Linked DNA regions of Mus musculus: regions 2, 3 and 4 are each linked to region 1. A link is a loop called in an ENCODE intact Hi-C map of the cell type or tissue named here. Cell type or tissue: heart. All regions are shown on one strand. Links, peaks and the distances in the headings refer to the core of each region. The heading gives the core; the rest is flanking DNA. Region 1 overlaps Tsen15 (tRNA splicing endonuclease subunit 15). Region 2 overlaps Gm36920 (a long non-coding RNA gene). Region 3 overlaps Edem3 (ER degradation enhancer, mannosidase alpha-like 3). Region 4 overlaps 1700025G04Rik (RIKEN cDNA 1700025G04 gene).

Evidence for each region. Hi-C counts contacts between places; a loop is a spot of excess contacts. Peaks named below come from ENCODE experiments on the same cell type or tissue, not always from the same donor. Only the 100,000 strongest peaks of a DNase experiment are listed, where the experiment ranks them.
Region 2: a loop joins it to region 1, with 2.7 times the contacts of the local background. A loop is called at or near these places in 8 of 42 quality-filtered maps.
Region 3: it touches region 1 in a loop (6-fold over the local background); 26 of 42 quality-filtered maps call a loop at or near these places.
Region 4: a loop joins it to region 1, with 2.4 times the contacts of the local background. A loop is called at or near these places in 9 of 42 quality-filtered maps.

Annotation. Positions count from the first base shown.
Region 1 is chr1:152,365,216-152,373,555 of GRCm38, forward strand. Tsen15 (tRNA splicing endonuclease subunit 15) reads right to left here. Exons shown (of 5, transcript NM_025677.3): 4 at 6,539-6,680; 5 at 5,520-6,068. The coding sequence ends at 6,048. Among named protein-coding and RNA genes, the nearest start is that of Tsen15, 17 kb to the right of the region's middle. In heart, for the core only: a CTCF peak has its summit at 4,175 (motif pointing left); no DNase peak of the experiment used is centred there; H3K4me3 peaks cover 405 bases; H3K27ac peaks cover 1,659 bases.
Region 2 is chr1:152,228,084-152,236,423 of GRCm38, forward strand. Gm36920 (a long non-coding RNA gene) reads right to left here. Exons shown (of 8, transcript XR_001779484.1): 5 at 4,307-4,426. Among named protein-coding and RNA genes, the nearest start is that of Gm36920, 58 kb to the right of the region's middle. In heart, for the core only: a CTCF peak has its summit at 4,040 (motif pointing right); no DNase peak of the experiment used is centred there.
Region 3 is chr1:151,818,360-151,823,359 of GRCm38, forward strand. It overlaps Edem3 (ER degradation enhancer, mannosidase alpha-like 3), which reads left to right. Exons shown (of 20, transcript NM_001039644.2): 20 at 1-3,969. The coding sequence ends at 354. Among named protein-coding and RNA genes, the nearest start is that of Edem3, 65 kb to the left of the region's middle. In heart, for the core only: a CTCF peak has its summit at 2,282 (motif pointing right); no DNase peak of the experiment used is centred there.
Region 4 is chr1:152,080,742-152,089,081 of GRCm38, forward strand. The region is part of intron 1 of 1700025G04Rik (RIKEN cDNA 1700025G04 gene); the gene reads right to left. Among named protein-coding and RNA genes, the nearest start is that of 1700025G04Rik, 5.4 kb to the right of the region's middle. In heart, for the core only: a CTCF peak has its summit at 4,393; a DNase peak (open chromatin) is centred at 4,410; H3K4me3 peaks cover 777 bases; H3K27ac peaks cover 614 bases.

The DNA of each region.
Region 1 (8,340 bases), core at 1,987-6,986:
AAAATTATCTGGATAGCAAATGGCTTGAAAGTTCCCCCAGATAACCATGGAGTTAAGGGCAAAGCCAAGTATTTCCTAGGAGCCCAAGAGAAAAGCTGAGAGACCTAGATATGAACACTTGTGTGTGTGTGTGTGTGTGTGTGTGTGTGTGTGTGCGTGCGTGCGTGCGTGCGTGCGTGCGTGCGTGTGTGTGTGTGTGTGTGTGTGTGTGTGTGTGTGTGGTGGGGGTAGGGGCTGGGAGGAACCAGGGTGCTGTATGTGGAGAGGACACTCAAGGAATTTGTTCCATTCAGCTGATGTCAATGTGGCTGATGAGAAACCCCAAGTCTTTCCCCCATCCCATGCCAATGGGTCCCTAAAGCCCGCTGAGTCTCTACAAATAAACACTGCAGGTTCAAGTCCCGCATAGGTGATTATCCATCCTAGAAGGTGGGCACCAGGCTCCTCACCCATGCACTCACCAGTAACCAGCTGCCTTCAGAGTCTGCTGCTCTTCTGCAATGCAGCAATGCAGGCGCCGGCTTTTTCACTTCACTCTTAGGAAGCAAAAGCTCAGGGTAGCAGTATGTAACAAGCCCATGATACATCACAAGAAACCCTCCCAAGGACCAAAAGCTCCTAATTCATACAGATCAAACCTGACAGAGGAATGGGGAACAGTGTTGCCCTACCTTGTCTTTCCTCTGCATTTGCCTAGAGCAGTCTGCTTTCCACTTGAGGGGATCTTAGTGCCTTTACTCCCTGCGATGCCCTCTTGTTACTTCCCCACTGCAACGGCAGCTCCAGTCTCCACAGTCAGTCAGTTAAATACACCTCGATGCTCTCTCCTCTCTAATCCACACCTATAGGTCTCTCCTCCCAGTCCAGGAACACTGTAGAATTTCACTTCCCTTTAGTTAAGCTGATCACGCTCTGCCACCTAACTCGATTTTGGTAGTAAAATGCAGGCTGGAGTGACAGCAGCAGTAAACTGCAGTGTGTGACATGTCAGTACTGTCCTCCTCATCACCGGAACTGATGTATTCCAGGAGGAGGAGATTCTATTCTATCAGCAGACTTCCCAGAGAAGGGATTCCCAGCCAAGGTGCAATGTGGGTGCAGACACATAGGGTGGGGACATGGGATAGCAGTAAAGCCATCATTTGTTAAGTGAAGTCACTGGTGGCTGCTGTCTCATGCTCTACCCATCCTAAGACATGGCTTGGGAGATTGCTGGGCCTAGGCTCTCATATTGCTCCTCTGAACTCTCAATACATGCTACTGCAAATGGCTGCTGGTCTCCAAAAACCAAGTGCAGCCTCTTGGAGTGAACATTCATTGCCTCTTACATCCAATTGATTGAATGTTGAGAATAATCAGAAAATATGTAGACCTGCTCTCCAAAAATTTATATACAGTACTGTATTATCCAGGAGGGTTCTACAGAAATATTTGTCAGATGACACTGATCATAACTTCAAGAGTAGGACGCAGAAGCACAGAATGATTGTGAGCCACGGCCAGCAGATAAGGGGATGACCAGGTAGGATCAGTTCAATGCCTCCAGGCTCCCCTGCCCACACAGGCTCCAGTTCCAATGAGTGGAGACTTTTCTAAGCTGTTGGCTTACTCTTCAATTTTAACAGTGCCTTAAACTTGGACATGAATGTGTTCATTCTCTGAAATAAAACTGTAAGTACAGTGCCATAAATACCATTTTCAGAGTTATCTCCACATAGCTCAAGAGGATGAGAGGGCAATGTGATTGATGCTTAAGTCATCCCCTCCCTCCCTCCCTCCCTCCCTCCCTCCCTCCCTCCCTCCCTCCCTCCCTCCCTCCCTCCCTCCCTCCCTCCCTCCCTCCCTCCCTCCCTCCCTCTCTCCTGGACCATCTTTCCTCCCAAAGGTGCTTTGGCAGACACTAATATGTTCCTGTGCATCACTGAGGAGAGAAGCCACATAGTAGTCTGAAAAGTGAGGCAGGTATTGAGAGACAGGCTCATGCCCAAATGACCCACCCCATCACTTGCTACCACAGGAAGCCTTTACTTAACTACTAAGGTGCTACGTTTTCTCCAACTTCAGAGGACAGCTTAATAGTAATTATAACTAAATAGCATCATCTTTATTATGGGACTCAGGACAAGGGCTGAGAGACACAGTGAGCACAGCACAGCACACTTACCATTCAAACTGTCCACGCCACCCTCCATTGTTGGGCTCTCAGTCGGCTTCCTGCGTAGATTGTCCTCCTTTCTAGCGGGCAGTAAACTCCTTGAGACATGCATGTCCCATTTTTCTTTGTAGTTCCTCTAATGTATGTTTTTGAGGGAAAAATAAATGGCGTCCATACAATGAGTGTTTGGAAGCTCATCAGAAGCTGTTGAGCCCCGCCCCCTACCCCCAAGAAAACTGCAACCAATGCTCTATGTGCTGTGTGACAAGAATTCTTCAGTTCACATTGCCAGCATCCATCTGCAATCTGACAACTGCAATCTGAGTTTGTTGAGGGCACGGGTCACATCTCACCCAGCACTGTGTCCACACATTATCTAAGCACATGTTAAGAAGCAGTTGCTGACGACTGTAACCAACCTCTTCACCTCAAATTGACATGGTGAGGCCCCAGTGTGATTGGATTTAGAAATGAGTGGAGTTTTGGGAAGGTATCAGTGGGATATGAGGTTATGAGGGCCCCAGTAACCAGGCTGTGCCATTGTAAGAAGAAGGAGAAATTCCAGGGCATTTTGTCTCTGTAGAAAGCAAGGGAAGGCCATGAGAGACAGAGCTGGAAGAAAAAGAGCCTTGAGCCAAGTCAGCTGATCAGAAGTCTTGATCAGAAACCTCTAGATCCTACAACTATGAGAAAATAAACTTCTACTTCTAAGCTACCTGACCTACAGTAGTGTAGTGATTAAGACATGAATATCTGGTACATTAATAAATGGACAAATTTTAACAAAATCTTGTCTCTACTCAGTAGCCCTAAAACAAATGTCAGTCTTTAGATATTGATTTTATTGAGGGAAAGTTTCTCGGAGTCATCAAACAATACAGCTGGACATTATAATAACCCCACTGACAGATGACCTTCCCACCTTTGGCCATTTGTGAGCACACAGAGTTGTTATTCAAAGGCCATTAAGCAGGTCACACTGCAGAAGAGGCCAGTGGTGAGAAACAGCAGTTACTGGCCAGAAAGAAGATGAAGCGAATGATTAGCGGCCCAGAGGACAGCGCATTATTCTGTAAGGGATTAAGGTAAACATATAGCTGCCAGATAACCCTCTCCTGACAGGAGCTCTGTATGCCTTGGCAAGAAGCACCGCACAGCAGTAGGAAAGTGGCTTCCTGCTGGGATAGCAATGGAAAAAGTGACCTCACAGAGGAATTCAGCACAGAAATGCTCTCTGAACAAGAGATGAGACCTCGAGTAAAGCTTTAAGTTGTTTGGTTCTAGGCTTATAAAACTGTAAAGATGGTCCAGTCAACGAATACAGATTACATGAGAACGCTGTTACACGCTTGCTCCTCTGCTGGAATCTTTGAATTCACAAGTGTCTCTGCGCCCATGTTCTCTACAGCAGTCCTAAGGTGTGGAGAGAGTCTTCTAAAGCCATCCAGGCAGGAGAACAAAAGAAATCAGTCAGGAGCTATTGGACCTGGGTGACTTCACGCTGCCCTGAGCCTTCCCAGCAGAGGGCACAACAACCAGGAACTCGGGGGAGAGCAGGCAGAGAGAAATCCCACAGTCTTTTCCTCTCCTTCCAACTGGAAAGAAGGAAGCAAGCTTAAATGGAATACAGCAGCGATTCACGTTGAGCTTAGGCACTGTGTGCTAGTTAACTAATCCTGAATCTCACTGAATAAATCAGGCTTTTGCAAGCAAAAATGAAATGCATATGGATTGAGGGGGGAAAAAAGTCTCTCCTATTCACCCCTTCCCCCAACAGGCTTTTGCTTTTAAATATAGATTTACATTTTAAGCAAAGCCTGACTCAACTCCCATATTTAATGCCGGTAGTGTGTAATTTTAAAGGTCTGTCAGAAAGAGGGGGTGTGGGCACCCTTATTTGTACTTTTATTTATACCACTTCCCACAGATTGAAACAATTCGAGAACTCTTCTCAAGAAAAACCACAAGCTAATTGGAGCCTGCAGTCTGGAGATGCGCTTAGTCTACAGCACCCTCTGCTGTCCATGTGGACTCCAGGCAAAAAGCAAGGCACTGTCCTAAGACCCAAGTCTACATACAGCATGCTTTGGTGTGTTTTTAAAAGAACATGGTTTCCCGTTCTGTTCTTCAGGACTCTTGCTATCTAATGGAAAGGTCTTAGGTAAACTCAGTTACAAAGTTAAACAGGCCACTTCACCGAGTTGTTTCACTGAGATGAGATGCTTCCCTTTCCTCCCTTCAGACTGTCGGGGCATTGCTCACATTAGCAGGCATCTAGCTGGCTCTGGCAGAACAGCTTTAAGCCACAGAGCATTCTGAAATCAACAATCCAAACTGCACAATGAAACTGAGTGCCGGCCTTAGACCTAAAAGGCCATTTTGGTCTTGTTACCTAGCTCTGACTCAGTGATCTCACCTTTTTATGTTGTTTTGTTTTGGTTTTGGTTTTGGTTTTTCAAGACAGGGTTTCTCTGTGTAGCCCTGACTGTCCTGGAACTCACTCTGTAGACCAGGCTGGCCTCGAACTCAGAAATCCACCTGCTTTCTTTCTGCCTTCCGAGTGCTGGGATTAAAGGCGTGCGCCACCACACCCGGCTGTTTCTGACCTTTTTAAGCTACACGTTTCTGTATGAAATGTAGATTGCTTTCTCCAGCACCAAAACGAAAGAATTCCTTACATGCAGTCCAATACGACCCAGTAGGAATTAAGGTTAGAAGTTATACCTTATGACTCTTGGATCTGGAACTGCCACACTGGAGTGGCAGAAACACGTTCTTCAAGCCTTCTGGGGCAGCAAAGGGAATCTGAAGTTGTGAAAGTCTTTCATCAAGAAAAAGTGGGTCTCGGGCATGGTCAAGAAAGCGCAGGTCAAGTACAGACCAAGAAAAGCCTGTTACACTCCGCATACTACTTCCAGCTTTTGTCTGGTTAGGTTTTTTTTGTTGTTGTTTTGTTTTGTTTTTTTGTTTTTTCCCATTCCTTTCACTACTACTTCCTAATGAGCCATGAGATCTGGTGTAGGTGGAAACTGTGACTTACTTCTAATTGAGGAACAAGGCAAAAGAGACGGGAGACCTGTGACATGAGACAGTAGGTCCAACCTGCTGACTCTCTTGGCTTTGAGAAAGCAACCAGTTGTGCTGGGATAGCCCATTTGACAAGGCACAGAATGCGGCCTCTACCAAACCCTGAGAGGCGGAGTGCATCACAGACACAGGAAGCTGCCACAGGCAACAACAGGCTGAGAGAGGAAGCGCATCTCAGTGGCACCTCAGTGAGACAGCAGCCCAGATCATAAAAGTGCTGTTATAAGGCTGGCTACACTGCTACCTTTAGCATGCAATGATGGATGATTACGACAGATTTCAAGATATTTTTTATTTTAAACCGTTTTATTATAAAAGTAATACAAATGACAAATGAAATGTGGAGAAGGACAAAGGCATCCACTTGCTGCCTGCCATCCTACTGAGACCACTATCAGTAATCTGATTGTCACTTTCATAGCCTGGCGTGTCATTCACACCCATGACCACGTTAATGCTCTTGTGTCCGTTTTCTTGCTGTAGCGTTTTCTCCGTACCACTCACTGATACCTGTCTATCGACTACGTGGGATGGCAGAGGCACTGCCAGGCTCCACAACTCTGCACGTATCCTTGGTGTAAACCCGCATGCAACTGTACTGTCTCTGATAAGAAAGTTCTAGGCTAACTATATTTGCAAGCAATATAGTGCTTCCATCGGAGAAGGCTTTATTCTGAAAGGAAGTTTATGGGTTGGGACTAGCTAAGTCAGCCCTGACTACCTCTGAGATAAAAGACGAGCAGCTCGCTGAGGAGCCTCACATCCAATCTTTCAGAACTGAAGTCAGCACCAAGAAGGGCAGATGTCATCTTCTAAGAGAAATATTCTGCAACACAGAGGAAGAAGGTCAGAGTGCAACTAATAGACAGCACATGCAAGACTAAAATTATAAAGATATTTAATGTAACTATCACACTTAGGTGGACAAATGCTGAGCAAGCAAATACCAGACATGTACTAAAATGTTAGGGACAGAACGTTAACTCAGGGTTTTCTCAGTAAGCAACTGACTACAGCCGTTACTGGCCTTTGCATTTCACTCCAGCTACTTAGATGCATGACTGCACAAAATGCTCTGGAAAAATGGGATATTCTTCACAGAACAGGAAAATTAAATTATTTCTTCAAAAAACAGCTAGGAAAAAGCGGCCTTTTCTTATCTGAGGAATAAAAACCAAGCCTTTTTTGCCTTGAATTTCTCACATGGCAAAAGAAGTAGAAGCCTGATCCACACTTGGGGTCAGGCCACGCCTCTCTCTCCCATTACTGTTTCCTGTGAATCACTTCAAAACTGACCTGAGGGTCTGGCAGCATAAATCCATCGGTAAGTTTATAATAGACTATTGTGGAATCTGACTCCACTATGGCCAAAGTAAAAGACATCGGCAGTTCTGGATCGCCTTGCAACTTTCTAGACGCCTTCAAGATTTCCCTTATCCTGAAAATGAAGACAAAGTTTGTTTGAGACTCATGGTTACTCAATTAACAGTAAGACCAAACAGTATAAGTTCTTGAGGGAAAGGTAGGACATGGCATCCAAAATGCTAAGGCCATGTCTGTAGGCTCAAATGGGAACATCTGAAGCTGTCCTCTCACACAGACACCCTAAGAAAGGCCTACATACTGCCTTTTCACTCTCTCCGGGTTAGCTGAGTCTGAAACCTATAAAACAACAACAACTACAACTACAGTGTTCTGTGTATCTAATTGGCTGAGGACCATAGATGTTAATTTTCCTGTTTTCCAACTTGGTTACTTACTGAAACAAAGTGACACTTGGGTCTATTATTTTAAACAGATTAGAGGGCTGTTGTGATGGAAGACACCTGTACTCCCAGCCTGGGAGACTGAGGCAGGAGAGTCACAGGAAATTAGAGAGAAGACTAGTTTACAGAGTTCCTGGTCAGCCAGGGCTTACACAGTGAGACCCTAACTCAAAATATCTGAAAAGTAATGAACTGACTGTAACAAACGCGCCTCTTGCTTTTCCATGGGGTTTATAACCACTGCCTTGACTATGTAACTCCCCATTGGTTACCCACTGGCCCAGCGGTGCTCCTGTTGTTGTAAGGCCTGTTTTTGGTTTGTCTGTCCCAAGTCAATCAGAGGAAGCCACATTAGAGTCTTTTATGTTAACATTCTCAAGACTTCTGATATTCCTTTATTCACACTATTCTCTGGCATCATTTCCTCACTCAAAAGTTAATTCCATTCTCCCCTTATTTGTTTAAATTGTCAAATATTGCTCGTTAAAAATTATTTCTGTATGTGAGTGTTTTGCCTATACATATCTATCTCTCACGTGTGTGCGGCGCCCACAGAAGAGGGTGTTGGAGCCTCTGGAACTGCAGTTACCAGCCAGCTGCCATATAGGTGCCGGGCATAAAACCAGAGGCTTCTGCAAGAGCAACACTGCTCTTAGCCGCTCGCACTGCTTCTTCCTCAGTATACAACATACACAGAGCCTAGTCAATGCCCATAAACCCTGTAATGGACACGCTGAAAGTAAATTTCTCTAAGTATGCTGTACTGGCTAGTTTTGTGTCAACTTGACACAGCTGGAGTTATCACAGACAAAGGAGCTTCAGTTGAGAAAATGCCTCCATAAGATCCAACTGTAAGGCATTTTCTCAATTAGTGATCAAGGGGGAAAGGTCCTTGTGGGTGGGATCATCTCTGGGCTTGTAGTCTTGGTTCTATAAGAGAGCAGGCTGAGCAAGCCAGGGGAAGGAAGCCAGTAAATAACATCCCTCCATGGCCTCTGCATCAGCTCCTGCTTCCTGACCTGCTTGAGTTCCAGTCCTGACTTCTTTCAGTGATGAACAGCAATGTGGAAATGTAAGCTGAATAAACCCTTTCCCCCCCCAACTTGCTTCTTGGTCATGATGTTTGTGCAGGAATAGAAACCCTGACTAAGACATATGCTTAACTGGCAAACTATGGTGAGATCAGGACAGAGACAAAAAAGAAAAGGAAAGGAAGGGAGGGAAGGGAAGGAGGAAGAGGGAGGAAGGAGGAGGAAGGGGGAGGAAGGAGGAGGAAGGGGAGGAAGGGGGGAGGGGGAGGAAGGGGGGAGGGGGAGGAGGAGGAAGGGGGAG
Region 2 (8,340 bases), core at 1,300-6,299, 140 kb before region 1:
CCTGGGAAGGACAAAGCTGAGGGACTACTTGGTGGCATTATAGGCAGTGCGAGCATCTTAGTTAGGGTTTCATTGCTGTGAAGAGACACTACGTCCTCAGCAACTCTTACAAAGGAAAATATTTAATTGGGTCTGGCTTACAGTTCCAGAGGCTCTGTCCATTATCATCATGGTAGGAAGCATGGCTTTGTGCAGGCAGACATGGGGCTGGAAAAGAGCTGAGAGTTCTATATTCTGCTCCACAGGCAGCAGTATGAGATGATGCTCTAGACTGGAGATAGCTTGAGCATATAAGAGACCCCGAAGCCCGCCCCCACAGTGACACACTTCATCTGACAAGGACACACCTACTCCAGCAAGGCCACACCTTCTAACAGTGCCACTGCCTATGGGCTAAGCATTTAGACACATGACTCTATGGGAGCCATTCCTATTCAAACCACCATGGCAAGGAAGATGGACTGTCTCTATTCTAGATGCAAAGAAGAGGAGACTCTGGAGAAAGGAGGCAGTTCCCCTGACCTAATAATTAGAGATGGGGACATGTGATTGTACCTCATCTCTATTGTGAAGAAAATTAACACTTGGATCCAGAGCTTTGAGAATTCAAAAATAAGCTTTCATAATACTTAGCCCCAGAAAGAAATGGAATTTCTGAAAGATTGTGAGCTACTTGCCCAACGGAGCAGTGTTTCTTCCTCTTTCCTAGTTTCCAGATAGTACATTCTTCAGGGCCAGGATGATATCTAGTCTGCTCTTATATCACCCTTCCCCCTGCCACATACCCTGCCAAGGTCATAAAAAAATACTTTATGCTTTTAGTGAAAGTCTAGCAGATAATGGATCACCTCTTCACACGGTGGACACCTGACAGACACGACAGACACAAGGCAGCGAACCTGCGGAATGATGGTAATTCTGGGTGTGGTGACTGGGGGGTCCCTAATGACTCGGCATCTACTAAATTCGGCTTGGGACGTACAGGGTAGAGCTGACAAAGCTGGATATAGACGTCAAACATGTAGTTACCCCACTCATATCTGCCTAGTGTGCTGTGCTTTAGCACATTCACTGGATGCTGCCCCACAGAAAAGATGCGGACTGTCAGGGAGGGACCGGGGTTCATTAGAACAAATGAATTTACCCAAAGCTACACAGCCAGTAAGCAGTAGACAGCAATCCAGTCTTTGGACTTCTATCCCTGGCCTGGGTTGTTTCCTCCTCTGAACTGTGGCAGAAAGCCATGTCTGCAGAGGAGAGCAGACAGTGGTGTAGGGATATGGGGGGTGGGGGGACTGTGGCATGTCCCCTCCCTTAGCAGCATTTCTAGATGCTGCCCCCATTACCATGAGATCCTCGTGTTGTATACTTGTGCCCTCCACGTGGAGGATACCCTCGGTCTCCTTCAGTCCCACCCGGGTTTCTGTGGAGAGAGAGGATTCCAAATGCTTCCTGGAAGAAGTGCAAGGAATTAACCGTCTGCCCTGAAGTGACCTCAATGGAACCCTGAAGAACCACCATTGAGTTTCCAGAGTTCTGTACCCATGTCACCTCTAGAGCTGCAGAACAGAAAGTGCGGCTGTCAGCCCAGGCTCAGGAAGCATGATTTAGGACCAGGAGGGTGTGGCTGAGGCAGATAGAATGATCTTATTCCAGGTTTTGAGGCCAGCCTGAACCTCTGTTTATACTCTTTCTTTTTTTTTTCCTGGGCAGCTGCTTCAGCTAGATGGCCCCTGTCTCAGAAAGACAACATATGCTGCCCCTGATTACACTATGACAGCGCCTCAGTGCTCCAGTGGCAGAATTTGGGGCCGTCTCTCCATAGGGAGAGAGACAGATGACAAGTGAGTCTTTTGTTTTTCACATGCCATCTAGACTGTGGCATGCCCCAGTGGACAGTTCAGCAGCAATAAAGAGATGTGATGTGTCAGGAAGATGAGGTAGTCCCCTCTTCATTTTAAAGGCTGGGTTCTGTCAGCCAGCTAGCTACCAGGTGGCTCTCCCTATCTTCTGAGTACACATAAGGAAGGTAGGTGACCTTCAGCTTACCCCAGAGCATAGACTTTCCAGCCAGCTGATACACACAGGAAGGTTCACGAAATCTGGCAATGAAGATGGTTTGTGGCTGTGATGGTGCGGTAGGAGGAAGGCTTATCTGCTTCTAAATGATAAAGGCGAGCAGAGTCTCACAGTATGGTGAAACTGGCACACAGAGAAAATAATATTGTCTGGTGCTTTCTGACTCATACGACCTTACCTTTAGAGGATTGTCTAAAGAGGTCACCATCAAAACCCTCTTAATCCTGCCTGAGATACGATGATGCCATGGTGTATGTGTCATTAACCTGCAGCAAGGGCTGTGGGAGTGATGGTGTGTACAGTGTCAACCTAGTGCCAGAGGTCAGGCTTTCTTTGCTGGGGTATGCACAGGGTCACAAGCCCAGGCCACAAGCCTGGCAAGTCCTGAAAGCTGAGCAACAACTTCCAGTGAGTGGAGCCACGTCACAGTCACCCTGTTTGGGGGGAATAGAAACAAGAAGTTGAGATGACTTCAGTCCCTAACTCTTTGTTCAAGATGTCAGATCCGTACTGAGCTTAAACGAAGAACTGTTTTCCATGTTCAAGGATATTTGTGCAACCAAGCCTCTGCCAAGAGTTCACTGTGGTTACTTCTTCCTCAACACTAGAGTCACATTATACACACATTTAAAGGTGTTCACTAAGGAGAATAGAAAAGGAGTAGAGACATGCCGTGGGAGGCAAGCCCAGGGTGTTATGGGAATAGAAGTCTCTTCCACCTCTCTCCTTGAGAATTGATTACAGTTAGTGTTAGTTCTTCTCTCTCTCTCTCTCTCTCTCTCTCTCTCTCTCTCTGTGTGTGTGTGTGTGTGTGTGTGTGTGTGTGTGTGTGTGTGTGTGTGTGTGTATTGAATCACAATTTCAGCAAGTACACAGAAGGCATGAGGGCTAGAGAGGTGGAAGAGAAGCCAGGATATGACCCTCACAGGCCAATTCCTAATCACCCATCTCTTCCAGCTGTGCCTCCTGCCCCAAAGTTATCACAAGCTCTCAAGCAGGACCACCAGCTTATGATCCAAAATTTAAGCATGCCAATATAAGGGGGACATTTTACATTCAAGTCATAACACAGTTATTATAACACAGAGGAATTGTCGCGAAGATGTAGAAATGAGAAAAGCATCATTGCATGAGAGTTGTTTTGTTTTGTTTTGTTTAACAATCTGAAGAAAAAGAGACAGTGGGATGAGAGTGTGAGGCTGGGGACTTGAAGCTCAGGGATTAGGAAGAGGGATGCAGGACAGACCAGTGCATGGCAGGTGACTGAAACCGGAAGGATCACTGACAGTCCTTGGGAGAACAGCTCTCGGTGAGACTTTCTGCCAACCCACTGGACACACCCACCAGCTGACTGTCAATCTTCAACATAAGTTAGAGTGCATTTTCTAAAGCCTGGGTAGCTTCAAGAGCAGCTTCTGCACCCCCAACGTGGTGGTTTTCAAACTGAGTAATGCCCCTCCCCATGGGAGTGTTTAGAAAAGATCCTTTGGTTTTCTGTAAGGATGGCTAGCTTGCAGGGAGGGGGGCGAGGGGGTGCTGCTTATTTCAGGAGGGGAGAGAGCACAGACTGCGAATTCTGTCCCTCGTGGTGCTGTGGCGGACTTACACAGTATGGCGTTATCTGGCCGGAGATGCTGACAATGCCAAGTTTGAGAAATGATGCTTTAATAGAACTCCTCCAGTCTACAGACTCCACACCCGTCCGCTCCAAACAGTGGTGGTTCATCACTGTCTCAGCTGTCTTTATTTCAACTGGCTGGTGTGGGATGCTGGAGGAGGTGTGCCAAGACTCCAGTCATTGGGCGGCACGTGGAATTTTGATGTTGCCTTGGAAAGTTCCGACACAGTAAAACAGCACCAGAAACAGTTCTGTTTTATTTGTAAAGAAATAAGGATGAAAAATTTAATAGGGCAAATTAACAGCCCCTGCTGGAGTGCTCAGCAACTGTTGCATAACTGCTCATGGCCAGCAGAGGACGTCTAAGACAATAGAGCATGATGGGAGGAATTTCTGTGCCAAAGATGAGCCCTTTCATCAGAAACCAAAAACTCAAGTGGAATTAAAAGCATGATGTAAAAAGTCAGAAGTTGCTTTCTGGTTCCAGTTTCCATACAGTTGAGAGAGGAGATGATGGAAGGATTAGGGGACAAGCCGGAGGGGCCAGAGAATCCTCTGGGAGAGTCTGTCCATGTGCTCTCCCACAGACTAAGGGAAAACAGGCAGTACCTCAGGGCTGGTTCTTCTTGCTTCCTTCTCCTGTGGACCTCCTTTTTCCATCACATAATCCTCTTGGCCGGTGTCCCTAGTGTCTCCTCATGAGACCGTCAGACTGCTGAGACGACTGGCCTGTCAGGAGGACCATGAGGTGAGAGGACCTGGGAGAGGTGACTCAGAACTGTTGAGAAAACCAAAACCCATCTTCCCCCCTTGGCTGTAAGCAAGGCTAGGTTGTAAATGGCTCATTCTGTGTACATGTTCCCACGAATGAGTGCTCGATGGCCCGGCTAAGTCAAGATCCCACTCAAGCCCCCTTCATGGCCACTCTATGAACACTTATTATCTCTAAAATAGATCAATGAAGAGTTGAGACATCTCCATGGAGTTCAAGAAAAATTCTGATCGTATTCTGAAGTAACAGAAGTCAAATTCTCATCGGAAACAACAAACAATGTCATGTTCTTACATCCATTTTATCATCAAAAATGACATCACTCATCCTTGGACTCATTTCTGCAGAAGTATCAGCTTTGAACATCTCTGAACTCTCACTTATTTCTGGTGTCTATCTTGCCAGTTGGTTTAGTGCCCAGGAACTAGGGTCGGAGATGGTGTAACCTCGAAAGGCTCAAAGCATAGAAAAAGCTGGCCTAGTGCAGAAACCCAATTAAGATTGCAGCTCAATAAGACAAAAGGATAGACCATCCAGAGACTACCCCACCTGGGGATACATCCCATAATCAGCCACCAAACCCAGACACTATTGCATACGCCAGCAAGGTTTTGCTGAAAGGACCCTGATATAGCTGTCTTGAGTGAGGCTATGCCAGTACCTGGCAAATAGAGAAGTGGATGCTCACAGTCATCTATAGGATGGAACACAGGGCCCCCAATGGAGGAGCTAGAGAAAGTACCCAAGGAGCTGAAGGGGTCTGCAACCCTATAAGTGGAACAACAATATGAACTAACCAGTACCCCCCCACACACACAGAGCTCATGTCTCTAGTTGCATATGTAGCAGAAGATGGCCTAGTCGGCCATCATTGGGAAGAGAGGCCCCTTGGTCTTGTAAACTTTATATGCCTCAGTACAGGGGAATGCCAGGGCCAAGAAATGGGAGTGGGTGGGTGGGGGAGCAGGGCGGGGGAGGGTAGAGGGAACTTTCGGGAGAGCATTAGAAATGTAAGTAAAGAAAATATCTAATAATAATAATAAAAAAGACTGTAGCTCAAAATCTACACCACAACTTGCAGTGTTGTCTTGTAAGCCCTTTTACTTTGCATCTGTTGAACCCAAGAACACATAACCTTCCATATTGAGAGGAGAGAAAAGTTGTTCCAAGTTGTGTGGTTCAAGTTCAGGATACTGTCTTGAATACTTTTTGTTATTGCTCTAGTGTTTAATCTTTGGGATGGCTGGTGTGTGTGTGTGTGCGTGTGTGTGTGTGTGTGTGTGTGTGTGTGTGTATGTTTACATGGGTGTGCATGTGTGTGTTTAAGACCACAGGTTGAAATCAGGTGTCTTTCTCAGCCCGCTCTATCTTTTTTTATTTTTTTATTTTTATTTTTTGAGATAGTATTTCTCACTGACCTTGTAGGTCACTGATCATCTAGAGTGGGTGGCCAGTGGGCTCCAGGGATGCACCTGTCTCTTCCCCCACCCAGTTCTAGGGTTCTAAGCTCGTGTTCCTGCACCTCGATTTTATGCAGACACTGGGGATCCAGTCTTGGGGCCTCATGTTTGCAGAGTAAGCATCTTATGAACTGAGCCATTCCCCTAGACCCAGTGATTCCCAACCTTCCCAGTGCTGTGACCCTTTAATGGAGCTAGCTCCTCACACTGTGGTGAGCCTCATCCATGAAATTATTTTTGCTACTACTTCATATCTATAATTTTGCTACTGTTATACACCATGATGTAAATATCTGATGTGCAGGATATTTGGCATGTGACCCCTGTGGAAGGGTCATTGCCACTCCTCAAGGGAGGCACTAGCCACAGGTTGAGAACTACTGCTCGCACCCCTTGAACAGTTTTTTGTTTTGTTTGTTTTTTAATTCAGTGCTTTCTACATCGGGAGCTGAGCTGTACTCCTGGGAAATGAATGACACTCCATTCCTGTAGGGTGCACACTTAGTCACTTATTAGAAATATTAGAGACTGGGGTGAGATCTTAGAGGGCTTTCTGTGGAGCTAGGAACAATGTCACTGAGATGTGACACCAGTTGGTCTCGAAGGAACAGGGATTTTTTTTTCCAGGCACCCTGTCTCACCAATGCCCGAATCTTGTCCTGTTACACAGCGATGACTCCAATTTCCATGGAAACTCCCCACGGACTAATTAGAATACAGTTTATAAATTTAAACCAGGGAGAACTTGACATTCTCTGCTGCATGATAGAGATTTCTTGCTGTTGTGTGAGGACATTTGGGAGGAAACCCCAGGACAGGAGCAAACTAATAAAAACAGCTTACCAGATAGATGTGTCCATCCACATGGAATGCCACCCAGGCAAATGGAATCTTCAGTGTCATCCACCAGACCTCATCTGGAGGCACCTTGAAGCCTAGGCAGCCTGAAGTGGCCCTGTCTGAGCATCCTCAATAGAGGGCATTTATAGAGCAGGTATGGAGGAGAGATTACTATTTATTGGCGGAGAACTAGACAGGTCTCTGAATGTGGGACCTCTTCTAAGATTTCTCCAGGTATCAGTTGACATTATCAAAGGGACGGTGTATGAGAAAGCACATTGTAGGCCTACGTGTTACACGGTGGCAATTGTCTTCACAGAGGGGAGCTTTCCCATTGTGGTATTTGCCAGGTACTTACTGCCACATCCACATCTCAAAGGATATCCAGTGTGCGTCTTATCCCATTGGGTTACTCTGAATGAAATGTGAGTTCAAGCTGAATTCTTTAATATAAGTACTGTCCAGTGCAAGAAGTCAGTGTATGAACAACAGCTACATGCTTACATGTGGCCTGTGGACCCTTGCTCTACAAAATGAAGGAAAAACTACCCCCACAGGATTTGCCTGGGGACCTTACAGAATATTAATGTGGTAGGCTCATAATAGGCAATATAGTTCATTTTAATTAGGATCCCACGGTCCTAGAAATTAAGTTGGGATAGATCTGTGAGTAATCTGGCCTATCACCTTACTCAGCCCCTCCCCCACACAGAATTGTTCCCTGGGGGCTGCTCACTGGCTCAGGACTCAGTCTAAATTCAAATGACTACAGCTAGGAGGTTTATATCATCACCCTTGGGAGACTATTACACAGCCTAATGGATTTCACCGTGATTAACCCCCGCCCCCCAGTGATCCAAATTTCTCTATGCTTAAATCTGCTTCATTTCTCCTTATTATACATCCTCAGGTTAGGAAAAGTTACAAAGAACAATGTAAATAGCCAGGACTCCACCTTCTAGTCTCTAGCACCAAAATGAGATTGGCCCTGATGGTCTCTGTTCAGAATGTCGTAGACAAACTGGACTCCATTGCCTTTTATACTCACATCTGATTGTTCCCTTTTCTTGGGAAAGCAGTTCTGTGTTTACGGTGGTGATAATGACATGATTGGAATGATTCATGCCACCCTGTCCTGTCTGACCTCCCTTAAGAACAACAGCACATCACCCAGGACAAGGTGCTCTCTGCATCTGGAGAACAGAGAAAAACATTCTCACTTTGGGGGCCTGGAACTGACAACTTAACCTTTCTTAATCATCTACCCTGGTCAAGCTACCTGGTCACATTGCAAGTCCTTGAGTGACACCAGAATTTTAGACCTTCAAGTTGAACAATAACACAACACTCCCAGAGAGGCAGGAACCAGTAAGAATTAAAGGAAAGACAGCAGCTGGGTGCCGAGAAACTATTCCACAACCATATCCCCTATTTATAACAGATAATGGTGTCCCAATGCATGGCGGGTTGCAACTCATTAGGTCTCCTTAATTAAAGAGGATGGCCTCCTGGTGGCTTTATTTCCTTGGGTTTGCATTTGATGATTACGATCACCACAATATGAAGGAGAC
Region 3 (5,000 bases), core at 1-5,000, 550 kb before region 1:
AATCAGAGCGCAGAGCAGATGCTCTCGCTTTCTCAGACAGTCGACTTGGCTGATAAGGAGAGCCCTGAACACCCTGCAGATTCTCACTCAGAGGCGTCTCCATCGGACAGTGAAGAGGCTGCTGGCTTTGCCCCCTCTGAACAGATATCTGGGTCCACCGAAAACCACGAGACTACAAGCCTTGATGGTGAATGTACAGACTTAGATAACCAAGTTCAAGAACAATCAGAAACTGAGGAAGATTCCAGTCCTAATGTCAGCTGGGGTACAAAGGCCCAGCCTATAGACTCCATATTAGCAGACTGGAATGAAGACATAGAAGCATTTGAAATGATGGAGAAGGATGAACTATGACTCTCTGGAAAGACTCTGGTGGTAGATATTTAAAAGGAAGAGGTAAACTGTGGTTTGTGACACCCACCCTGTACCAAGCAGGCTCTCCTGGGAGGCTCTGAGCATTGCTCAAGCGCGTTCTGACTGGGGTAAGTAGCCACCATAGGAACCTGGAGCACGCTGTGTTAGAGCTGACCACTGAAACTGCCCCATCCAAAGTGGAGACTCACAAGCCCTCAGATGGCGGTATCCCTGGCCAGGGAAAGATGACTGCCCACTCCTGGGTAGACAAGAAGCAAATTCAGCTAATGGAACCTGGGAACAGAGTCAGTGTCGCTTTCTGATTGAAGAAAGCTTCACTGCCTTGGGCTTGGGGAAGATTTGAGCGAGTATTGTGGCATCTCGGCTTTGCTGCCTTCACAGGAACTCTCTAAGTGACCTACGGGTTCTGAAGCAGATGCATTTACGGCAATGACAGTTTCTGCGCATCGCTGTTACATGCTTCAATCAGTGACAAATGGCCAGGACGACTTGATTTCTTTTCCTCTCCCAACAATGACCTTAGCATTTAACCAAAGCTGAGCCCAGTGTACTTTTCCCATAGGTCTCCGTAAAGACCTACTACGGGGCCATGGAGAGGGTCCGGTAGATAGTGTGGAAATTTGTTGCTTACTGCTCGGGGTAAATAGAGAAGGAGAAACTGTAATGTTGCAATATCAACTTCCCGTTGGGGGAAGCTATGACTACTCTAGATGGAACTCAGCATTAGGTCCTGGTGGGGTAGATTGGAAGTCTTTTCTAGTTCATTTCTCTTAAGGTGGTTCCTCTAACCATCAGCCTTACTCCATCCATTTTAGTATGCAGTTTGAGATGGAAGGCTCGTCTCCAAGCCCTGCTCCATCTCCCTATCTTATAGAGCCATGAGAAACCATGGTAGTAGACTGTAGTCCCGGGGTGACTACTGTCTTTCTCCTTTGAAGCTGGAGTCTGTCACATTTTCTGTTAAATCATGGGTTTAGGTTTGTTTTGTTTTGTTTTAACAAATACTCCTTCCTTCTAATGTGGACTTGAAAATTAGTCTCTGGTGACCTGTGTAAAAACTATATAGCCATATAAGTAAAAGAAAAAGATTTTTTGGGGGTGTGTGTGGCAGTCTGGAGCTGGTCACATTTAATTATTTTTGGTTTTGCTTATTGATACTTCTACATTGAAATCATGGTTTTATTCATTTTATTTATTTTTGAACTTGTTTTAATTGCTTCTAAAGGAATATTTGAGGGACTTCATTCCTTTTTACCATGGCATTACACAGTAACTTTTCTCTACAACGTGGTTTTGAGGTACTGAATGACTTAGGTTATCTATGGAGCCATGAATGACAGCAGTGCTGTGCTGTAGTTGTGTAAGTTCATGTCTTAGGTCCCAGGTAAGCGTGCCCTTTTATAAGGGAATAAATACCTGTTTTCAAAAGGTCCAAATAAATGATTGGTCAGTGAGTGATGAATCTTAGAGAATTCCTTGGGGCCGGGGTAGCATGGCAAGGCCTTCATTAACTCGTAGTTAAACCTGACAGCAAACATGGGTATTTTAGTCTCTCTGCATGGGAAGTTTGGTGTGAGAAGATAGAACCGTAATACATAGAGTATACAGAAGGGGAGATGTGCTTCGTTTTATTTCATTGCAAAGCTGCCAAAATAGCTGACGCTTAATTACTTGACTTGATTTCTAGGACTGGGGCTTGGAGGAAGGGAACAGATGTTCCTTGGCGACTTTGATTACAGAAGCCTTCTATGGATTGATTTTGTATTTGTAGCTCAAAGCCATTGTTGACTAAATCAAACTCTGCTAAGTTATCAAAGCCGCATATTTTTTTCCTTTGAGAACTTAAGGGCATGAAGGGGAGCCCATGGCACATTAGGAAAAGCCAGCGACTGCCACTTACATTCCTTTGGCCACTAGGAGGAGCTGTTGCCCTTCATTAAGGCACCTATTGATTTGTTTAGGAAAACCAAATCCTTTAAAGAAATAAATTTAAGACATTTTACTTACTAACTAGAAGGAATAATACTCAGTTCCCCCTACTTAAGAAAAGAGGAATACGTTCAGCGTCAGAACACAACATTCTAACTGAGTCTCCATCCATTTTTGTATTTGACATACTGCCTGCCACAAAGTAGTCTTTTGAGTTCACTAGGAAATTCCAACAGCATAGATTTTTAAAAAATTTTTTTTTCATTGTTGTTGATGTTTGTTAAAAACCTTTCATAGATATTTTATTTACTTGCTGAAGATTCAGGGACTTCTGAGACCCTGAGTTTAGAAACATCTGGTCTACCTCAGTTAAATGTTGACTGCTTAGAAATAGAGCTGAAATGATCACCACAGCCATAAAATTGTTTGACTAAGAAAGATTTATATAATGTTTACAAACCTGGAATCAAGTGCGGATATTACCTGAAAGCTAAAGGTTAGCTGTTAAGAGCAAGTATTTAATTCAGGTATTTTTCAAGTTTTAAAACTTGTTTACCAAGTAAAATTAGGTATTTTTTTTCTTCACATAAAAACTCCATTGAAATTATATGCCCTAATTTGCAATATTTTCCCCATAAAATTTAAATGTGAAAGAACAGTAATTTACTAGATATGTTTTGGGTGGGGTATTTTGTTAAGTAGGTTTTCTTTTTTCTCTTTAACCTATGTAATAAGCTTCCAAAAAAAGTATAATTGTTTTAGAACAAATTATTTTGTAATTTTCCTTTTCCTTTTTCTTTACAGTATTAGATACTTTTAAGTGAAAAATTATGCACTCTCTGACTTCAATTTCACTAATGTAATTATTTTCTCGGGAATTCTTTTAGATCTAAATTACCATCATATTAACTTTTCTTATACAAAGCCAGCGTTTGTTCTCTCACCAGACTCCATGCCAGATCCATCATAAGAAAGCTCAGCCTAAGTAATTCAAATAGTGCTTACAACTTTAGGGGGAGGGAGGGTAGCATTCAGTCAATACTCCAACTGGTTGTTTATGCACAAGGCTACAGTCAGAACATAGAAAAAAAACATTCTGTGAATGAAACATTGTATGTTCAGATTTTATAAAAGACATTTTTAAAAGCCCAATTTACAGCCGTATATTTTCTTATGATGTAATTTATGAAAAAGCTGTCTGTACTAACAGGTGCTGTAACACTACTGTCGTTGGGTTTTGTTGTTTGGTGATAAATGTATACAATATTTCTAATGGAAACTATGTACTGTGATGTAAAAGTCTGGGCAAAATGTATATAATCCTTGTATATAATTGTGTATTTGATTATATTACTGATTGTAAATTTAATAAAACATGTAAATATTCTGGTCTAGTTTTAAATTTCAAATTTTTAGAATCATTGTACAAATATCTAGAATTTGGTGTCTCTGTTTTCCTTTTGTCTCTCTTTACCCCAGGGCAATGAATTTGCAGGTGTTTTGTGGTATAGAAACCCATGCAAGCATCAGTTCTAAAACTCAAATAGTACCTCGTACAAACTACAGTTTAAAAAAAGTAATAATTCTCTGTCATTGTTGGTAACATTTGTGTCTGAATTTACTTATACTTAATAAAATTACTTGCCCTCTTTTAATATTATCATCAAAAGTAGGTTCATTAGTCCTTTTCTATTCCTGTGTTGAAAGCCATGACCAAAAGCAGCTTTGGGTTTATGGTCCCCAAGGGTCAGAGCCCATCATCATCATGGCAGGGAGTGGCAGCCATCAGACGAGGTGGCACAAGATCGGAGAGCACACATCTAGAACCAGAAGCAGGAAACAGCAAACTGTAGTGGCAGAAGCAAGGCCATGCCTCTAAACCTCCCCAAATAGTGTCACCAACTGGGAATCAAATATTTACATGCCAGAGCCTATGGTGGTGGGAGGGTAGGGGTGGCACACCTCATTAAAAGCAGTGCACTAGCCTTGGCCCTTTGCTCTTCATTCCCAAGAAGCCATTGTGTTTCAGTGGCTCTGAACTCTGCTATCCCAAGGACTCTGAGCAGATAACATTAAAGACCATGTGATCATTATCAATTTTAAGGCTTGAACAAGTTCCAGGCATCTTAGTCAAAGTACCAAATTAAGTGACTGGGCAGTGGACGGGAGCTCTGGTTTAATTCCAGAGGTAAACCTGAGCTCCTTCCAGTGAGTCACCCTCTTCCTCAGCCCTGCTTCACCCCCAGTTTCTGCTAACCTTCACTCAGCCACACTCCCTCCCTGCTTTGCATGTCTCCCATCTGAGACTGAAGAATATGAGTGATAGTGTCTGTTCTGGGGTTGTCTGGGCAATTAGTCCAGCCTCACTATGCCCCACCCTTCCAGGACAATGAAAGTATCACTGTTAGACTGTGAGGCGAGCAAAAGGAAACTTCAGAGGCCCATCTACTTAGAGGCTGAGTTCTTTAAAGGTTAATGGAGAAGAGTACCTACCTACCTGCTATTAAAGCATGGGTACTTACTTATTAGAACTAACTTGTTAGCCATGAGCTTGTGTTGGGCTAATTAAATACTGTCTGCTCTCTTCAAAGGGAATGCCATTGATGGACCTCTGGAAGACTCTTGATCTATAAAAGAATGCTAGCCCAGGTTAAGGTTCTTTTAGAAATCCTGTGGTGCTCTTTAGGGCCACATAC
Region 4 (8,340 bases), core at 1,882-6,881, 280 kb before region 1:
GCTGCCAATGACTTGGGTGCTGTTGTTTGTTGTTGTTGTTGTCGTTGTTGTTTGTTTGTTTTTTAAGAATAAGGAAATATTTGATATTCTTTTTTTAAAGATTTATTTATTGATTATATGTAAGTACACTGTAGCTGTCTTCAGACACTCCAGAAGAGGGAGTCAGATCTTGTTACTGATGGTTGTGAGCCACCATGTGGTTGCGGGGATTTGAACTCTGGACCTTCGGAAGAGCAGTCCGCGTGCTCTTACCCACTGAGCCATCTCACCAGCCCTTGATATTCTTTAAAGAAGTAGATATTCCCAGCTTCCTTTAATAAGAGACATCACGAATCCTGAGTAAAGTTGATCAGTATTATTTTACTTCTTCATGCAAGAATTCTGAACAACACCACTGCTCAATCTTTTCTCTCCCCCTTCCCCCGCCCCCCACCCCCATCTCACAGACACCTCTCTTGCCTACTTTGCTTGCCTCTTTGAGACCCTCTATTTTGCAACTTTCTCCTCTGTCCTTTCTATCACAGTAAAGATAAAGGCTGGAGTTTCCCAGAACTCAATGTTCTGCATTTTTCCTGGATACTTTCCCAGGGCAGTCTCATACCAAATCACAATAATATCTACCACATTTCATTCATACATACGCGCGCGCGCACACACACACACACACACACACACACACACACTCACCAAACAGTGCTGTTTCTCCTCTCGATTTGATAGGATTATTTTTAATAGAGAAGGATCAAAGAGATACAATCTTGCCCTCATGTGCTTTTTAACCTTGGGTTGGGGTGTAGTATTAATGTTAATCCAAAAGTCACCCAAAAAAATGAGCACGTAATTGTGACACTGGGGTGATAAACAAAGGAGAAGAGGAGTCTCATGGTACAGTAAGGAGGTAGAATAGAGGGATTTAACCTTGTCATGGAAATTGCAAAATGATTCCCTAAGACATGATGACTGAGCTGAGAGCAAACCTGTTATTCTATCCCGAACTCTCTTCTGAAAGCCAGGATAGAAGGTCAGCTACCTATTAGACCTCTCCATTTAAGAGAACAGACAAAGCTAAAACGTGTATTTTAAACTGACTTGGTAACTTTTTTCTTCAATGTGATCCATTCAGAAAATATTAGCAGTTATCTTTCATCGTTTTTCCCACAATTCTGTTTGTTTTGTTTGTTTTAAATCCCTAACCTCTCTGCCTCGGCATCACTGTCTGGGCTAGCATTAACAGAAAAGGCTGCTCGCTCTGCTTTGACCCCCTTTAGTCTCCTCTCTACACTCCAGAAAAGACCATGCAGAAAATAAGCATCTTCCCACTTCCAGTGACTCCCACTGCTCAGATGCTGAGTAAAAGCCCAAACTCTACAGCAAACTCCACACAATTCATGAGCCTCAGCATCTAGTTCTCCATTCCCAGGCAAGAGCTGCCAAGAAGAGCCGTGTCCACGTGCCTTCTCAATACCAGAGACTCTTCTGCCTGCAGCGGCCTGCTTCATCTCCCTCCTTCCAGACCTGTTTGTCCTAAAATGCCAGGCTAAGAGTCCAGGAATGCACAGAATGAGAAAAAAATAAAAACCTATCAAACCGCATTTAGGTGTCCAACCTGAGACTTCCTGAGGGTCCTGTGAGGCAGTAAGCGCAAACCAGGATTGTTCCCAAGGAAAATGGGTGTCCTGTAGGCCTGTCTCCCAGCTCAAGTGCTTTCTTATCTCAGCTTCCAAAGCACCTTTGTGTATTCACCACAGACCATGTGTTCATATAACAATTCCCCCGGCTCGACTGGGACCTACACAAAGCCAGGGCCAGGCCTTTTGCTCTCTGTATCTCCAGCATCTTCTCAGTGCCAGGCACAGAGATGACACAGAGAACCACCAACAAAGGCAAATGTTTGCTCAATAAATTATTGGAGCAAATAATAAAGATTAGCACCTTAACCTTGGCCAACAACAACACTATCTTTCACAGTGCAGACTAGACTTCCTCATTTAAAGAGAATTTTAAATGGGAGCACCATTTTCATTAAAAAAAAAAATATCCAAGCCTCAAATCAATTATTAGCTGTCAATCAACCAACAGCTACTTACACAACACAATCAATTTTTTCTGGCTCAGTGGGCAGGACAGAGGAGCATTTATTTAGCTGGGACTAAGAAAGTACATAAATGATGGACAGGGGATATAGCTCAGTGGTAGGTGGGCTTGCCCAGTGTAACATCTTAGGTTCCATTCGCTATACTGAAAAGAAAAGTATCTAACCTAAAAACCAAAAGAAAGAATAACAAATGTGCTTGAGGAATACATGGAAGGTAGAGAACAAACTAGTCTTACAGCTGAAGCAGTTCCTTGGCGCATGAAGGATCTGAACTCAGACTTGAGAAAGGGTTTCTTTAGTCTCAGGAGAAACAGCAAGAGTGAAGCCATCCCACAGACAGCCTGAGAAGGTCACAAAGGTAAGCAGATATGTTCTGGAGAAGCTGTCTTAGAGAGTCCTAGGTCCCTAACATAGAAAACTGAACACTGGATTTTCAGGAGATGCTCTGCAGCCCCCAGAGATTCCTAGATGGTGAATTCCTCCATCACGGCATCTAACGAGGTAGATGCTGCCTCGTCCCTCACAACCTTCTAATCCTAGGAGTTGCTACATGACTATCCTAGGAACACTGCTTTCCACAGAGCTTGCAGGCAGAACTGACGTCACCTCTTGGCACACAGGAACCAGGTCTGCCTCACTTTACCTAGATCCTACAGATCTTCTTATGAGAAGTCATGTGACCCCAAGACCTTTACCACACTGGAGACAATGAATGCAGTCCTTCTCCTTCACAGCACCAGAGTTCAGAGAGAAGCTGTCAGGAGCGGCTGTGATGTGCATAGCGCCTCTTGGGCTGTTATGAGACCCACTTCACTTACCACCTACTGAGAACGGGTATGAAAAACTGCCCCTCCTTTGCAGGGGAAACAATGTATTTCTTAGGCAGGAAAGGCCGTAAGTCACCAAGGGAAGTGGAATGTATGCGTTTGATGATGAACTCAAACCACCGCTATATCTGCCACCATCAAATAAAACAGAGAGCCATCGGAGAGAAAACACTTTACTTAAACCCAGTCCCCCTGATGCACAACCAGTGTCTAAGCTGTTTCTCAAGTCCAATTTTCTAAAATGGCCGGTCCCTGAACAAACAGTTCAATGGCTTATACAAGTTTGGCTTTTTTTTTTTTTTTTCCTGGAGCTGAGAATCAAACCTATGACCTCCGACCTGCGAGAAAAGCGCCCTACCATTGAGCTCTATGACATTTGCCAGGTTCTAGTCCGTAAGCCTCTGACAAGATGTTTCCACGCAGTAGCCTACAGATTTAGAGGTGACATCAGCAATGTAGCTCTTTGCTACAGATCCCTCCGCTTGGCATAAATGTGTCTCAGGTGCTTATCACACTCTCATAGAGAACTGTAAAATAACAAAAAATAGCGGGGATGGGGACATGGCTCGGGTTATAGCAATATTTATTTAACTAAAGGAGAAGGCGAGGTAAAGAACATGAAATGAAACCGTTCGACCTGGGATTAGCAAGGAGATTCTGCTGCGTGATAAACCCTTTGACTGGGGCGCTTATGGAAAGCTGTAGAATGCTTCCCAAGATCTGTTGGTCAGTTTTCTTAAAATCAACAGTCGTCATCAGGGTAGCTCCGTTTGCTACTATCCAGCAGAGGATGGAACCTCAGAGTGAAGCAAAGAAGTGCGATGCTCTAAGTACTTCTAAACGGCCTAGCAGGTTTTCAAAATCAACAACCGCCCTGTGGAATCGGTAAGTGAAAACCAAGTCCAAAAGTTCCTGAACTTTTGGAACTTGGAGATGGAATGAGTGCTTCTCATTCCATCTATCCTGTGAGGTATGGAGCGTCTGACTGTCAGTTCACGAGTGCTGTAAACACATCTGTTGTGATGGTAGAAGGCTGTGAAACAGGCAGAGGCAGGTATGTACTGGAAGATCTGAGGCTTGATTGGGGGTAGGGGGAGTGGGAGGAGTAAGGAGGTGTTGGGTAGAGCAGGACTCAGGCGCCCGAGGGCAGAGGGGAGGAGCCTGGTTGGAAGCAGGAAGTCCCGCCGTTGGAAGGTAGGTGGGAGGAACACAGAGAAAGTGGCTCGGGAGATGTGGTTAAGATAATAGGGCAGCCGGTTCTCAAAGAAACCCAGTGTCTCGCAGGTATAAATACAGTAGTGGGAAGAGAAGCCAGAGAGGCTGTGGGTGAACATCTGGGGAAGGGGGCCAGGAAAGCATGGAAAAGCTCCAGGAAGGATAGGAAACGAAAGGAATACTTGGCAGAGAAACTGGAGGTAAGTAAGGCCAGCCTAAGAGGACAGATTTCTGAGAGAGCCACAGGATGCTGGGAGCAGCAGTGAGCTCACTGAACTGGGCAGGGCTCCACGTTGCTTTTTTTCCAGGTTATTTTGGAGGAAGCAGCTGTGAACCTAATAAACTGGGAGTTGGGAATGCCAGAGCTCTCTCTCCCAGGATCTCGCCACCAGAGAGACGCCAGCATGGAAACCCCGGACTGCTACCACTGCAGTCGAAAGTCCATGACTATAAACATGTAAAGAACACCCTAAGAGATGGCAAGAGGTATTGGTATTGGCTGAGCCACTCAGACAAATGATGAGGTGGCAGGAGAGAAGGGTTTATCAGCTACGGAAAGCATGGCTATTCCAAATCAAGATGGCCCTAACTCAAGGGTTGAGATAATTTAAGGGAGCATCTTGTCTCTACCATATTACTGATAACCTAATGGAGCATCCTGTATGTTTCAAAAACCCCACCCTGAGGCATCAGACACTGCTCTTAATAAACTAGCGCACAGATTTATTAAAAACTATGTCTGCATCTAATGTATTTCTCCAAGGTCTTAAACACATTACAGACCTTAACTAATTAAGTTAATTCCTTCAGTTTGATCACTATTTGAGTGACTTCCAAGTGCAAAGTAGTCCGCCGTGCCAGCTGCCATAGGGGTTTCTGAGACAAGCAAGACAGCCCTGCCTTCCCAGAGCTTGGTCAGTGGCTTGAATTCAGGCTGGGAAAGCTGCACTCCTTCCCAAGTGTAAGGCACAGCACAACTTACGACCAAGGAAATACAGTCTTCCAGTGACACATTTGTAGGAAAGTCAGGGCTTGTATTAGTACCTGGCAACTGCAGACACTGCTATGCTGCGTCTCCATGTTTATCCTATCCCAGTTTACCCCCAAACACCCCCATCATAATTGCATAACCGCAGCATGTTACGTTGTTTCTTACTGCAACTGTAACTTATAAAATTAAACTTCAGAGCTGAGACAGTCAGGCTAAATGACTGCATACATTAAAAATATGTATGCGTATAATTTACACACCACTTCAGATAGGCTCTTGAATTATGAGCCCTAAAAGTCAAAACTGTCACTGTTTTTTTAAATGCAGTTTTACTATTGCAGTTCTTCTTGCACAAAAGGCGTGTGCGTGTGTGTGTGTGTGTGTGTGTATATGTGTGTGTGTGTGTGTGTGTGCGCGTACTGTCTGTTGCAATCTGCTTTTCAGAATTTATCAAGAACCTATCTAAATACGATTTACTCCCCCCACACTATGGAGTGAAGCTCAAAGCACCATGACATAGCTTAAAATAAATGTACTTACTAAAAACATATTAGTAACATAAAATTATTTCTACTTGGGTCAGTGACGTGGCTCATCAGATAAGGGTGCCAGCTACCAAGACTGACAACCTGAGTCTGACCCCCAGGACCCACAAGGTGAAGGAAGAAAACTCCTGCAAGGTGCCCTCTGCCCTCTGCATACATATGTACATGTGTTCCAGTACACACGAATATACTATAAATTAAAAGCAAAGGAGGATCAGAGACGCCCTGAACACTCACCATGAACACTGTGTGGGGTCTTCATACCTGTATCATCTCTCATAGCCCTCCATGCACGGTGGGGTGCAGCCTATCCTATAATCATTTCCAAAATAGTATTTTTGAAGTGCTGTGCTTTTTCATGAAACCGAGTCTAGCCCCTCCATTATCAGAGTGAGTCCTTACTTACGAGATGTTGGGGTCGCTTTACACAGTCAATACGATCCTGAAGAGTTAGAGGCAAATCAACTTTTACATAAAAACCACTTTCACATTAAATTGCATTGTAAGAGCAAATGTGCCAAGTCTCTCCTCTGGCTGACAATGGGCAGGGTGCTGCTCAGAAGGCTTGCTGAAAGACCCCCGTTCATTCCCATGCACAGCCTCAAACCCAAAACTCTGCTGAGTTTAGGTTTCAAGAGTTTAGCCATGAGGAGAGGTGGAATTAAACAGTTTAAACCACTACCCACAGCCTGAGACATCAGCCACACAGCAGGAGGAAAATTACATTCCTGACACACAAAGCGATGCCACGCCCCCTTTAGACTCAATTCTAACAACCCAAAGGAGAAAGCAAGGCATTGTATTATAAGATAGCATGAGCTGGGCATTAACCCACAGTCTTCTGTCAGTGTCCAGCCAGAATTACCAAAGGCTCCCCTTTGAGCCATCTTCAAAGTAGTACCTGAAGAAAACTTTGAAGGATAGGAAATCCCCCTTACCTTTTTATTTAAACATGCCTGTCACTAAAGGTGTTTACATGGCTATTGACACACTTAGGTTCCTCCGTATAAACGTCTCCTGCATTCTTTGGACTTAAGGGAAGCACAGGGGCACAGCTTTTGACAACTTCTCTGATAAGGAATATGCAGTAGAAGTGGCCACACAAGAGCCGAGAGCAAGCCATTTTTCAGATACAACGTTGAGCAGAGCTTGCTCAATGCCAACCCAACACAATACTAAAAAATGCCTCCAGCCTGGACATGGTACAAGGTGTGAACCATCTTCATCCTCAGTACCACATGTCAATCAGTCACACAGCACCCCTGAATGGGGATGCTCTTCATCGCATCTGTGACTCCTTGAGACATTTAAGTCTCTCCTTTTGAGAGAGAGAGAACACAAGAGCCTCAGGTGTTATCCTCAAAAACTTTGTCCACCTCCTTTAAGATAGGATCTCATTAAAACAGTTTGTACAGTGCCCTATCACTGTCCAAGAGATCCATACAAAATGATTAAGGGAGGTAGGCTGGGGAAGAGGTAACAAGAAAACAAAATTGTCAGTTTTTTTTTTTTTCAACTTGGAGTGGAAACTTTTAACCCTGAAAAAGGAAGAAGCTAAGAAGAAGCTGGGATCCTTCTAGAATGAACTTCTCCCTGCTGAAGGATGTGGATTCTCTCTACCAACCACACAGTCAGTGGAGGGAGGGCAAGTGGGGTCTATGTTCCAAATTTGATGGGGTGTAAAGAGAGTTTATATTCCAAGTGAGCTGCAAGCTAAAGGCCAGAGGCACCTCAGCCCTCTTGAGACATCCTCCCATCTAAGGGGTCCAGAGCACTTGTGTTTCTGTGCTTGAAACCTAGCTCGCACAGTACCACCCACTAGAACGCTGAGCGCCTGATCTCGGAAGTACTAGTGCCAGCATTTAATGGCTTTAAATGTGCCGGGCTGTTCCATCCCAGGGACCCTTCCTACTTGTTAAGTAGGGGGACAAAAACAGATGATGGAGTCCAGATGAATTTCCAAATCCCATCAATTGGATTGCTAAAAACACTGCACATACTCAGTTAACCATATAACTCTGCTCCATAAGTACAAAGGTGGGGGTGGGGGTGTAGAAACCCCCAAACTCTGCATCTTGGACTTAACAGACCCTTCTTAAATATCACCTAATCTTCCTTCCCCCCCCCCCATCGGAACTGAAGTAGTCCAGGCCCACCCATGTTTGCTTCCTCCTGGTACATCCCAGTTCCACCAAACTCAAAGGTTATTCTCATTAGGTAGAATGTGAACAGCATCGCCTTGAATTGGAAGGTGTTTCTTATAACCGTTTGTGTAATGAGCTTGTCAGCTCCTCACACGTCTAAAAGAGAAATTAAAAAAAAAAAAAAGTTCAGGGGATCTGTGGCCAAGCGGCCCCCTCCCAATGTCTGAGTCAGAGGAGCTTCACAGAGGAGCTTCACTGAGGTTCTGGTTGGTCAGGGTGTATCACTTTCAGAGCTGCAGAGCAACTGAACTTATGGCTGTCTTCCAGCCACACAGAGCATAAGCTCTATTTTAAAACACTCTTCCGAACTCACAGGCGATGAAGGTATCTCCTAGGTTGTCAGCTTCCGACTGGAAACAAATCACTTCCCTCTCAAACTGTGCTTGCTCCCTCAAGATTACTGCGTGTTTGGGTGTGTATATTTTTATCTTGGGCCAAGCAACTCCACAGGCAAAGATAGGCA